Linked DNA regions of Homo sapiens: region 1 is linked to region 2. Evidence: chromatin contacts called from ENCODE Hi-C or POLR2A ChIA-PET data. All regions are on one chromosome and are shown on one strand. The core of a region is the stretch at or near the end of the contact, and the rest is flanking DNA. Distances in the headings are between cores, read along the strand shown. Region 1 holds the start of IL16 (interleukin 16). Region 2 has its middle 25 kb from the start of CFAP161.

Evidence for each region. Hi-C counts contacts between places; a loop is a spot of excess contacts on that map. ChIA-PET counts read pairs that join two places held with the same protein, here RNA polymerase II (POLR2A). Pooled maps may share reads with other maps.
Region 1: a map of heart left ventricle shows a loop between it and region 2 (2.1-fold over the local background). The contact joins the promoter of IL16 here to the enhancer-like site in region 2. A Hi-C loop is called at or near these places in 4 of 168 maps with a recorded cell type or tissue (MCF 10A, heart left ventricle, left cardiac atrium and 1 more) and 1 of 50 pooled maps. POLR2A ChIA-PET finds 5 or more read pairs at or near these places in 3 of 52 experiments (AG04450, CD4-positive, alpha-beta T cell and IMR-90).

The regions. Positions count from the first base shown.
Region 1 is chr15:81,194,784-81,201,321 of GRCh38, forward strand. IL16 (interleukin 16) reads left to right here and starts at 2,096. Exons shown (of 19, transcript NM_172217.5): 1 at 2,096-2,369.
Region 2 is chr15:81,155,926-81,162,467 of GRCh38, forward strand. No RefSeq gene overlaps it. Among named protein-coding and RNA genes, the nearest start is that of CFAP161, 25 kb to the left of the region's middle. Within about 2 kb of position 4,851, at least 11 of the 41 ENCODE cell types and tissues checked have a DNase peak (open chromatin) inside an H3K27ac peak, as active enhancers do; they include IMR-90 and heart left ventricle, where a contact is called at or near this core.

The sequences.
Region 1 (6,538 bases), core at 846-3,345, 36 kb after region 2:
ACTGTGCAGTAGAAGTTTCTAATTTCATCTGGCAGACAATTAATTTCATCTAATTTTCATCGTAGCAAACTAAGGCTGTGAATGACCAAGATCACACAGGAAGCTCTTGGTTGAGCTTCAAGTGGTGCTTGAACTTCCTAGTTCTAACCAGGGCGGGGCTCTCTCACCTGCGTCTTCCTCCCCGTCTCTTCTGGCTTGCAGTGAGCTGGACTATGGAGTGTTGGGCAGGGTGGAGACTCTTTCTGCAGGATGTCCTGAAGGGCAGAGGGGTGATAAAATTTCCACCTTGAAGCACAAACCACCCCGTATTAGGAAAAATCAGGGCCAAGTCTCAACTACACTTTGGAATAAATTTACCTTCTGAGAGTGAGAAAGAACAGATCTTCGGAAAATAGAGGGAGAGGCGGGAACTGGATTCAGGTGCCGATGACAAGAGAGAGCTTAGACTTAGTGGAGGAGGGGGGCTGTGGGGCCCTCCCAGGCCTCAGGATCCAAGAAGGGCAAGGCCAGCCCCCATAGCCCTGGGGTGCTGAATTGCTCCTCAGCCTCTCTGCCAGAGCAAGATGGAAGTGGGGCCTGAGTCTGTCCTGGCCCCACCGCACCCAGGCCATTGTGAGAGAGATTGTGGGTGTGAGCTGAGCAGGCGACACTGACAGAGGCGCTCACTCTCTGCAATTTAGAAATTCCTTCACTGCACTCCAGACTCACTCCAGACTCAGCCCTACAATGTCCCCTGTGCCTGCTGACAAAGGCAGCTTTATCCCCAGAGTGCTCCCTCCTCCCGTGCTTCCCTTGGGACCGTGGGCCTGTGTTCTCCAGCAGCAGCGGCTAGATCTTTGCAGCCTTGCATGGAATTTCAAGGGCTTCCTACAGGTTGCACCTACACCCTCATTAAAGCCCCCAGGAAGCCCTGAAACATTTGGTGCTGAGCGTTGGGAAACATTCCATTCTTTAGAAGAGAGGTCCATACAAAAACCTCAGCCTAGCATGTACACAGGGCTCACAGAGACTGAGCTTAGGAGAGATGTGTGGGATGCTCTTTGCGGGGCAGATGGATTAAATGCCACCTTATGATTAGATTCTCCAAGGGGCTACGTGGGGGAAAGGCACTCTGGTCTCATGACACTAATGCCAACAGGACACACACAAAAGTGCCCCATTCTTTTATGCTGCAGTTTTCAACATGCTCTGTATACGTTAGGTCATGGGCTCTCGCACCTGAGCACGCACCAAAATCACCTGGAGGCTTTGTGAAAACAGAGTGCCAGAGGTGCTGCTTCAGGAGGTCTAGGCCAGGGCCTGAGAACTTGCATTTCTAGCAGATGCTGCTGATGCAGCTGGCTTGAGGACCACTGAGTTACATAAGCTTCTGAGAGCCAGTCTGTTGTTTTTGGGAAAGGGTGGCACAGACAAGAAATGAAATGCTATGGAAAAAGCCTGGGCTTTGGAGACAGGTGGATTTTGACTTGCTAACTTGCTAACTGTGTGACCTTGGGGAAATTCCACGGCACGTAGTAGGTGTTTAATGAACGTTTGTGCAGTGGCTTTCTTTGTCTGCAAAGCAGGTGATATATTTACCAGATTGATGGCAGGATTGTATGTGATGACTTTTTTCCTCTTTTTATTAAATTTTTATATAATTTGAGAGGAGTTCTTGCTATGGTTTGCCCGGGCTTGTCTTGAATCCCCCGGCTCAAGTGATCCTTCTGCCTCAGCCTCCTGAGTAGCTGGGATTATAGGCACGTGCCACAGCTTCCAGCATGTGATGAGGTTTATAGAAAGCTCCTAGCAGCGTGCCAGGCACATTGCAGGCACCGAGTCATGTCTGCTACCTTTCGGCTCTCCTAGTCATTTCTGTGTTGTCCAAAGAAGGCAGGGGCAACTGGGCTGGACCAAGGAACCTCACTGTGGTTCTGTGGCTCTGCACTGGGTTTGCCTCCTGGGTGTTGCCGGCCAGCCCAGCAGATGGTGGACCTTGTTCTGAGGCTGAGCTTCTCAGCACTGGCAGCCCCCCTTTTTGGATCAAGCCTTTTCACGTGGAGCAGTCAGATGGCTCAGATCAGGAGTCTTCGAGCAAATCCATGCCAGGTGGGACACATTTGTCCTGAGTCACCTGTCCAGAGCAGGTGGTGAATATTGTGTCCTACTCACGGCATCTCAACTATCGGAGCCTGGGATCTGACTCAAAGGCCGGCCTCCGTCTGAGAACTGAGCGTCCATTTCTCAATCCTTGCCGGCTCTGACCCAGGCCTGGGCCACAGGCTGTCCGGGAATAAGTGGTGCTGCAATCCCTGCTGGGCAGATGGAGAGAGGAGCAAGGGAGATGGCAGCCCCGGGGGACTGTGCATAGGGAGGTAGGTGGGCACCAGGTGAGTGAATGTCTGTCAGGCAGCTGCTCTGTCCAGGTGGCCGTTACCGGAGGGAGGAAGCTGGCCTCTCTGACCTGAATGGGGAGGGTCTTGGTTGCTAGGACGTAACTTCATATTTGGAAGTGGTGCTGGGGTCAGGGGCAGGAGCAGAAGCCAGGATTGTGTTGGTAGGAATCTCTGTGTCACCATGTCACAGTTAGGTACAGGAGGAAGCAGCTTCAGAAGGCCAGAGCGGGCAGAGGGATATCGCTTGACCTGGCTCTGCAGCACGGGGAGAATTTGGTCCTGAGATTTCTGACTTTTCAGCCTCGTCTCATCCTTGGCAATGGGGTGTGGAAGGAGGTGGAGGAAAGGAAGGCAGCAGGAGAGAGAAAGGCCACGGGGCACCTGATGGGGGCTTCTCTGCTGCCTGGCCAGACTCCTTTTCTCCAAAGTGGGCACAGCGGGTGGGCATCTCTGCAGATTGACCATGGGAAAAGTGTTCACTCTGCTTGCTTTTTGATAAGGGTCCCGTGACTAATTCCTGCATTGGTAGGTCCCAGGATTGGTGTTTTTTTGTTTTTGTTTTTTGTTTGTTTGTTTTTTTCTTTTTTGGTCCATAGCAAGTTTGCTTTCTGTAGCTGGAGAATGAGGTAACAGCATAAGAATAGAGGTTCCCTGTGGAATACAGGGAAGCATCTTCTCCTCCTGCCCTTATCAGGTGAAATCCTCCCACTTCAGGCTGAGCCATACAAAGACGACCCCTTTGTCCCAGGAGGCCAGTTCAAGCTCCCACTGGGTTCCTGGAAGCAGCCTGGGAGCTGCCGTCTCTGTGGCTCCCCTTCCTATTTCTCCAGTTTCCCCCGGAAGGAGAAGACCGTTCAGCCTTTTTCCTCCTCTGTTCTCCTTCTTTACCCTGAAGTTAAGTGATGGTCAACATTTACGAGCACAGTAGAAGGCACCTCCCCTGCTGCAGATATGACGTGGGCATGAGCCGTCAGGTGGGTCAGACCCTTGAAGCCTCTACTGCTCATTTATTCAATCCCCAGTGAGTCTTTTAAATAAAACTTAGTACCCCAACCATTTCCTGGCCACTCTTCAAGCCCCAGGCACCAAGCTAAAATATTCACATACCTCATTTAATTTAAACCTTACAACAACCTGGAGCTTAGGGAGTATATCCCCAAACCGAGAGGTGAGGAGGCTTGCACAGGACCACTCAGCTAGACGTTCCCAGGACCCAAACCCAGCTTGACTCCAAAATCCATGCTCTCACTGGCTTTGTGGCATGCCTCAATAAATACTTGAGTTTCCTCAACACAAAGATGGTCATATATCCATAGGGTTAAAAAATAATCTCTGTTGGATGCAATTGACTATAGAATTATTATTTTCTAATTGTTTGTATTCATGGAAACCTTTTTAGAATTAAAATCTATCATGAAAACTCATGTATAATCAGTTAAGGCAGAATTATTTTGGCAGAGGCAGACCAGGACCTTGAGACCTGCCCTTTTGTCAACCCCTCCCCCTTTCTGGTTCCCAGCAGTGGCCCAGGGGTATAGGAGTGAGAGGGAGGGAGGTACACTTTGAATTGAAATCTACTGGCCAGGTACAGTGGCTCACGCCTGTAATCCCAGCAATTTGAGAGGCCGAGGCGGGCGGATCACTTGAGGTCAGGAGTTCCTGACCAGGCTGGCCAACATGGTGAAACCCTGTTTCTACTAAAAATACAAAAATTAGCCAGGCGTGGAGGCACATGCCTGTAATCCCAGCTACTCAAGAGGCTGAGGCAGGAGAATTGCTTGAACCCGGGAGGCGGAGACTGCAGTGAGCCGAGATCATGCCACTGCACTCCAGCCTGGGTGACAGAGGGAGACTCCATCTCAAAAAAAAAAAATATATATATATATATATATATATATATATAAAATACATATTTTTTATTGTGCATTTGAATTGGTAATACATTTTCATATATAGGTTACGTTTTGCTATTAAAAAGCAATTCATTGTGAATAGCAATATGCTCATAAACACGGGGAGAAAATAGGCATGGGGCAAAATAAACAAATAGTTCCAAGAACTTGGAGTTGTGGTTAACTAGGAAGGCAGCTTGAAATCAGGAATTTACTTCAAGTTCTTCTTTTGAATTCCTGTTGAAATAAGGACGAATCTATGTCAGTCTTGTAAACTAGACAGTGTTGCTCAGTGTGTGCCAGAAACACTGAGAAGTCTCAGTGGATGTCTCAGGTGGATGTGAAGGACGTTGGGTGGAAGGGCGGAGCCCATCAGGAGGGAGGCGCTGTTCTTGCCACATCTGGAGATGCTGGAGGAGAGGTTTGCTTTGAGTGGGAGCAACTGGTAATGCTGGACAGTGACCCGATGCTGGGATCCCGCGTGGAGATCTCCATCGGTCTTGCCCCTGGCTGAGTCTTGGCATGTGCAGCTGGGATGGAAATGCTCCTCCAGTGGACAGTTACAGCAGCTAAGACATGGCTACCTTGCTCAGCCAATAGGAGGCGGTCACCTACAAACATCCCTTCCAAAGGTTCAAGGCTCCCCTGAGAACTTGGATGCTGGGGAATGGTGCACCTTCCCTGCTGCTCACTGCACCTCTCACCTGGCAAAGAAAAGCCACAGGAAATCTAAGCCCTTTCTGCAGTCTGGCATCGGCATATGAAAGATTCCAACGAGGAATTTCAGAACTCATCCCAGCTCCCGAATCTGAGTAAGCACAGACCTCTTGAGTAGGGCTGAGCAAATGCGGCAAAATCAATGCACATATGACAAGATTCAGTGGCCCAAAGAAGGGAGCTAAATGAGGAATCAAAGCAAATACCCCATATGGAATTGCTGTAAAAAATCAGAGAAAACCTGAAAGTAGTGGTTTTCAAGCATGACCCACTAGTGGATTGAAAATCAACTTAGCGGGTTGGAACCAACTTCCTTTTTCTAAAACAAAAAAAGAATAGCATACATCAGATTGCATCAGGTTCTTAGCAAAATCATATTTTATATTATCTTTTTCATACCAAAGATATTTTATATTATTTTTATTATACCGTAGTAAAGGTATTGTTTCATGAAAGTTTTTAGTTATATATATTTATTTATTTATGTATACATATAAATCTTATGTGTATGTGATCCATGTACTATGATGTAAAATGTAAATTATTATGGTAAGTCAAGATTTTTTTAATTTTTAAAATTCTTTAAAAATTATTTTTATTTATTTATCTATTTATTTTTTGAAACAGGGTCTCACTCTGTTGCCCAGGCTGGAGTTCAGCAGTGCAATCCCGGCTCACTGCAGCCTTGACTCCGTGAGCTCAGGTGATTCTCCCCCTTCAGCCTCCCGAGTAGCTGGGACTACAGGCACACGCCACCACACCTGGATAATTTTTTGTATTTTTATTAGAGATGGGGTTTTGCCATGTTGGCCAGGCTGGTCTCAAACTCTTGAGCTCGAGTGATCTGCTCGCCTCAACCTCCCAAAGTGCTGGAATTAAAGTCGTGAGCCACCATGCCTAGCCTAGGTCAAGATTTTAAAAGTTTCATAAATAGTCCTGTAGAACACTGGGTGGAGTTTGGAATGGTGAAAATGTGTCAGGAGAGTATTGTAACTGAAATATTCCTGATCTTCTCTTTCAAAAAGATGGCCTTCTTCCCATTATCCAAGGCAAGGATTTCAGGCCTGAGTCAGCCATAAGCTCATCTGTCTTTTTTTCTGTACTTACCTCCTCATAAATGGATTAAGAGAGCCTCGAGCAATGGTGAGGGTTGGAGAAGGTGGACAGGTGGCCCAGTCTTATGCGCTTTCCCTCTCTTCCTTCCTTCTCCTCATCCTCCAAGGATGGTTGTAGCCAACTCCAGCCAAAGTGCAGATGCCAGAGAATCCTGCAGCAGTTGCTGAGAACACAGGATACCTGTCACATTTACTGAAGCAGTGGCAGGACAATGCATCCCCTGCATTGAGCTAGTTGTCAGAAGCAGAAAATAAAAAGTGTGTGTGTGTCTCTGTGTGTGTGTGTGTGTATGTGTGGTGAAAAAGAGAAATATATCTAAAAATAATCTTAAAAGACATGATATGTAATTTCTTACCAAAACTCAAGCCAAAGCAATCACACATACACCCACACACATGCACGCACACACCCCCATCCACACACACACACACAGAAGTA
Region 2 (6,542 bases), core at 3,601-6,100:
AGAGGGGAAAAACCATAAAAACACTGTGGTCAGAGTATGAATTCAATGTTTTTTGACTTTATAAAGAAAACCGTGTATTAGGCACGTGTAAAACCTGAATAAAACAGCATTCCTAGGGTTTGCGACAAAGGAAGTTCAGGTTAGCCTACAGCCCCTTTGGGACTTTTTATAAACATTGCATCTGGAGCCTGGAGGTCCCTCCAAGAAATTGTACCCTAAACCCCAGGTCCAGGGGTCCTGCATGATGTGCCGAATAGTGATTTCAAAGCCCTCGCTGCTACTTACCATCCTCAGCTAAGCCACTTTGCCCTCGTGAAGCCTCAGTTTTCTCTATAGGATTACTAGCTCCCTCTCAGAGTTGTTTAGAAGATTAAATAGAACGAGACAACGTATTTGAGAGAAGCAGGAGGAGATCATGGTTCTGAGTGCTGGCTCTGGGATCAGACAACTCAGTGTGGACACTGTTCGCTTCCCAGCTGCATGTCTTTGGAAAGTCATTGCACCACTTTGGGCCTCCATTCCTTCATAGGTTAAAAAGAGGGCTAAAATATTACCCATCTCTCAGGCTTCCTGTGCAGATTAAGTGGAGTTGTGTGGTTAAGCACTGAGCATCCTGTCTAGAACTACGTCAATAAGAATAATAATTGTCAAGACTGCTTGGGTCTCTTGTATGTATCTCTGCCTTGCATTGCTGCATTCTAATTTTTAAATATTTGTCTCTCTTCCACTTAACTATGAGCCCCTCAAATACAGATGCTGTGGGTATACACATATGATTTTAATATCCGCATCCCCCATGTTCAGCCCAGGGCTTGGCTCATACTGCTAAATGCTAGTTCTTCCTTCTCCCTCATTTTACAGGTAAATGAAAGCTTGGAGAGGTGGACTGATTTGTCCAGTGGAGCACATGAGTTAGTACTTCCTCTCTTACAGCACTTGTCACTCTGAATTGTATGGTGTGTTTACCTCTGTCTACCATGCTTGACCATAAGCTCCCTGAGGGCAGGAAAACTTATCCCAAGTTATGTCTCCAGGGTTAAAATACCATCATTAGCATAGCTAACATTTATTGAGCACGTACTATGTGCCAGACACTCTTCTAAGCATTCTTTTTCATGCATTAACCAATGTAATTCTCACGTATAACCTGTAAGCCAGGTACCATCATTATCTGAGTTTTACTGGAGTAGAAACTGAGACATGGAGAGATTAACTTACCCAGTGTTGCACAGCTGGTAAGTAGGAGAGCCAGCCACTCTGAATCTGGGGCCAGAACACTTCACCCGTAACTTAACCTCTCAGGCAGAAATCCTTCATGAATTTTTGTTGGCTAGAATTGAATCAGTAAGATTGGAGATTGAGCAATACTGTAGTGTATCATGGGGAGTGACCCTAGGTGTGCCCTCAAGTTCCATGTTGAGACCTGCTTCAAATGTACCATCCAAAGGTGACAGGAAGAGCCATGTCTGCAGGGAGAACGTTCTGCAGAACCATGTCTGAGTGAGTGGGAGGGAAGGAGGCAAGGTGCCAGGGGAACTGCTCAGCTCAGGTACCATCCAGTCTTGGGGAGCAGGGAGCAGTGGTGAGGACTGTGGAGGAAGCCTGGGAGCTGGGCATCCCCCCATCCCTGCTATGAGTCTATGGTGGGACCGCAGTTGTTTGTGAAGGCATGGGTGAATCTGGAGGACATTAAGTGAAATAAGCCAGACACAGAAACATAAATACTGCATGATCTCACTCACATGTGGAATCTGAAAGAGTCAAACTCCCAGAAGCAGAGAGTAGAATGGTGGTTCCCAGGGACTGGGAGGTGAGGGAAATGGGAAGATATTGTTCAGAGGATACAAACTTTATACGATTAACAACTTCTAGGGATCTCATGTACAGATCCACGTGGGTGATAAGAGATGTGCTATTTGGTTTGATTGAGCACTCCTAGGGTCACTCCCCATGATACACTACAGTATTGCTCAATCTCCAATCTTACTGATTCAATTCTAGCCAACAAAAATTCATGAAGGATTTCTGCCTGAGAGGTTAAGTTACAGGTGAAGTGTTCTGGCTCCAGATTCAGAGTGCCTGGCTCTCCTACTTACCAACTGTGTATCATTGGGTAAGTTAACCTCTCCATGACTCAGTTTCTGCTTCCGTAAAAACTCAGATAATGATGGTACCTGGCTTACAGGTTATATGAGAATTACATTGGTTAATGCATGAAAAAGAGTGCTTAGAAGAGTGTCTGGCACATAGTACGTGCTCAATAAATGTTAGCTATGCTAATGATGGTATTTTAACCCTGGTGACACAACTTGGGATAAGTTTTCCTGCCCTCAGGGAAACTTACACAGTGTATATTTATATCAAATCATAATGTTGTATACTTTGAATGTATACACTATTTGTCAATTAAATTTTTTTTTTTTTTTTTTTTGAGATGGAGTCTCGCTCTTTCGCCCAGGCTGGAGTGCAGTGGCGCGATCTCGGCTCACTGCAAGCTCCCAGGTTCACGCTGAGAGGTGACAGTGTGCTGGCAGTCCTCACAGCCCTCGCTTGCTTGCTCTCGGCGCTTTCTCTGCCTGGGCTCCCACTTTGGCAGCACTTGAGGAGCCCTTCAGCCCACCGCTGCACTGTGGGAGCCCTTTTCTGGGCTGGCCAAGGCCGGAGCCGGCTCCCTCAGCTTGCAGGGAGGTGTGGAGGGAGACGCGCGAGCGGGAACCGGGGCTGCGCGTGGCGCTTGCGGGCCAGCTGGAGTTCCGGGTGGGCGTGGGCTTGGCGGGCCCCGCACTCGGAGCAGCCGGCCGGCCCTGCCGGCCCCGGGCAATGAAGGGCTTAGCGCCCGGGCCAGCGGCTGTGGAGGGTGTACTGGGTCCCCCAGCAGTGCCAGCCCACCGGTGCTGCGCTCGATTTCTTGCCGGGCCTTAGCTGCCTTCCCGCGGGGCAGGGCTCGGGACCTGCAGCCCGCCATTCTGAGCCTCCCACACCCCCCGTGGGCTCCTGTGCGGCCCGAGCCTCCCCGATGAGCACCGCCGCCTGCTCCACGGTGCCCAGTCCCATTGACCACCCAAGGACTGAGGAGTGCCGGCGCACGGCGCGGGACTGGCAGGCAGCTCCACCTGCAGCCCCGGTGCGGGATCCACTGGGTGAAGCCAGCTGGGCTCCTGAGTCTGGTGGGGACGTGGAGAATCTTTATGTCTAGCTCAAGGTTTGTAAACACACCAATCAGCACCCTGTGTCTAGCTCAGGGTTTGTGAATGCACCAATGGACACTCTGTGTCTAGCTACTCTGGTGGGGCCTTGGAGAACCTTTATGTCTAGCTCAGGGATTGTGAATACACCAATCGGCACTCTGTATCTAGCTCAAGGTTTGTAAACACACCAATCAGTACCCTGTGTCTAGCTCAGGGTTTGTGAATGCACCAATCGACACTCTGTATCTAGCTTCTCTGGTGGGGCCTTGGAGAACCTTTGTGTCCACACTCTGTATCTAGTTAATCTAGTGGGGACGTGGAGCACCTCTGCGTCTAGCTCAGGGATTGTAAACGCACCAATCAGCACCCTGTCAAAACAGACCACTGGGCTCTACCAATCAGCAGGATGTGGGTGGGGCCAGATAAGAGAATAAAAGCAGGCTGCCAGAGCCAGCAGTGGCAATCCGCTCGGGTCCCCTTCCACAAGAAGCTTTGTTCTTTTGCTCTTTGGGTCCACACTGCCTTTATGAGCAGTAACACTCACCGCGAAGGTCTGCAGCTTCACTCCTGAAGCCAGCGAGATCACTGAGCCCACCGAGAGGAACGAACAACTCCAGACGCGCCACCTTAAGAGCTGTAACACTCACCGCGAAAGTCTGCAGCTTCACTCCTGAGCCAGCGAGACCACGAACCCGCCAGAAAGAAGAAACTCGGAACACATCTGAACGTCAGAAGGAGCAAACTCCGGACACGTCGCCTTTAAGAACTGTAACACTGACCGCGAGGGTCCGAGGCTTCATTCTTGAAGTCAGTGAGACCAAGAACCCACCAATTCCGGACACAACGCCGTTCTCCTGCCTCAGCCTCCCGCGTAGCTGGGACTACAGGTGCCCACCATCGCGCCTGGCTAATTTTTTTTTTTTTTTTTTTGTATTTTTAGTAGAGATGGGGTTTCACCATGTTAGCTAGGATGGTCTGGATCTCCTGACCTTGTGATCCGCCCACGTTGGCCTCCCAAAGTGTTGGGATTACAGGTGTGAGCCACTGCGCCCGGCCCATTAAATACTTTAAAATAAAAAATGTCTTAAGAAGGTGGTTCTTAGTTCCCTGAGCACCCACAGGTGCCTCAGCACCCCTGGAAACTCAGTCGCCCGCCACATCCCTCCAGCCCGGACGGACAGTGCATGGGACTCGTCTCCCCAGCTCTGTCAATGGGTAGTGGTTCTCCGGAGCCCTGTGCTGAAAAAGATTAGAGAAATGTCCAGTCTCTGTGGGAAGAGCATTCGAGATGCCCTCTTGTGTCCAGGAGGGGATCGTGGGCCACATGTTAGCTTGTCCTGCCCAGGCCCTCCCTTTCTGATAAACCCAAATTCTTGCAGCTTCTGCAGGCCTCCCTGGGCAGCCAGGCTGGCATTGGGGTTGTGGGCTTTGTCTGGGGAGCTGAGAAAAACAGGCGGATCCCCCCAGGACTCCACCCTAGAATACTGGCACTATGCGTCCCATGCTCTAACTCACGCATGCAAGTCATGCATGAACACTCTGCCTCCCTCCCACCCAGAAGGAGCTGGAGATGGTGTCTCCTGTGGCCATCCCTAGCTGCTAAGCAAGTATCCTCCCTTCCTCCATCCCTGCATCGTCTCTGTGCTGTGTTATTGTTGGCTGACATGGACAAGGTTGAACATTTGCCAAACATCTGCTCACGTCTCCTGAATGTGCTCCCAAACAGACGGGCAGGAAGCAGCACCACCCTTGAAATGCACTGCCAGGGCCTGTGAGCTGCCACACCAGGACACTGCCTGGCTTGCTTGGGGCTGGCGGGATCCCCTGAGCTGAGATCTGGTCTCCCTTTGGGAAGGGTGGGAGAATGGTGAGAGAAGCATCTTGGTTTTACATCCTTCCTTCCCTCCAAGTAGGGATAATGCTATGGGTTAGAGACATTCAACAGAGGCCTGCCGCAGGTGGCTGGAGATGGAAAGAGGAGGAGGTTAGGGTCCCCCTGGGAGACAGAGGGGAGGGAGTGGCCTCTACTTCTGGGATAGAGATGGGAAGCAGACAAGGATGTGAGTGCAAACAGCTCATTTGAGAGGTGATATGAGACAGGAAAGAGAGGCAAGTCAATAAAAGGTGCTTTTTACCAAGCAGGTAGCACTGGGGGCAGCTGGAACTCCATACCACTACAGAACCTGAGAGGCAGGATGTGCCTCAGCAAAACCCCACCTGAGGGGTGAGCACGTGGGGAGATTTGCTTCTCATCTCACATCTGTCTTTGATTGAGGACTGCTCTGGGGACGGGAACTCCTTGGCTTTTTTGTCCTGCTGCAGGGAGTGGGCTGAGAGAAAGCCCTAAGGGGAAGCCCCAGGTACTTGCAGTAGGAAGCCACAGAGGAAATTTGGGCAGGACAGGACAGTTCCTGTTACAAGTGGCAAACAAAAGTCGAAGATAAAGGGTAGATGGGGGCATGGACCCGTTGCTTATTTCTCTCCTCCTCTCTTCCTGTGTCTTCTTTTTCTATTACTCTTAATGGTTACTTGCTCACCTCTTCTCTCTCCTCCCCTGCCCGTCTCTTCCCTGCCACTTCTCCTATCTCCCTTTCTGTTATCTCTCTTTCCCTATGTACCTGCCTCTCCTCCTTTCTGTTTTCCTTATGTATCCCAGACATGGAACAAGCAAGTAATGGATTGATAAAGTGCCTTCATTCCTACCGCCCAAGCAGGGGCCCTTTAGTCTAGTCCCAGGGAGACGCTTCCTCCTGTCCCCAGGATGAACGCTGCTCCACTGGTCCCTTAGCTGGTAAAGTGATCTTGGACCACTTTATGTTGCCAAACACAGGCTCAGTTTAGGCAATTACAATGTTGTTTTTCCGTGTCATAATGAAATTCTGAACTTAATGTGAAGTTGAATCTTTCCTCCTCCTCCAGCTCGGCTCACTGCTGTCAGGAGGCCCCTGGTAGATTTGCTTCTCCACCTCGCCAACTGCAGTTTCCGACCCTTTTGGGGTTGAAGTTTGAGGGCAGGAAAATAAATGAGATCATCAGGAAAGTTCTTTCTCGACACCAGTTCTGAGAGATCTAGCTTCTGGGTTCTCTGGTCTTGGCAGATGGCCAAGGTCACTGTCTATCTTGAGTGTTTTGAGACTTCCTTGGGGATCTCCCACTCTGTGGGGTCTTTCCTAGGGTTTCTATGGAAGGCAGATTGGTCTCTCATCCAACTCATTGCTTGCTCTCAGCCTCCGGGCATCCCCCATACTTTTGGGTTCCTGCTGTTGAGGTCTGTCTTCTCTTTCAAGGATACCACTTAGATGGGGCTGAGGATGATCCCACATTCTCTCTCTCTCTCTCTCTCCTTCTTGTAGC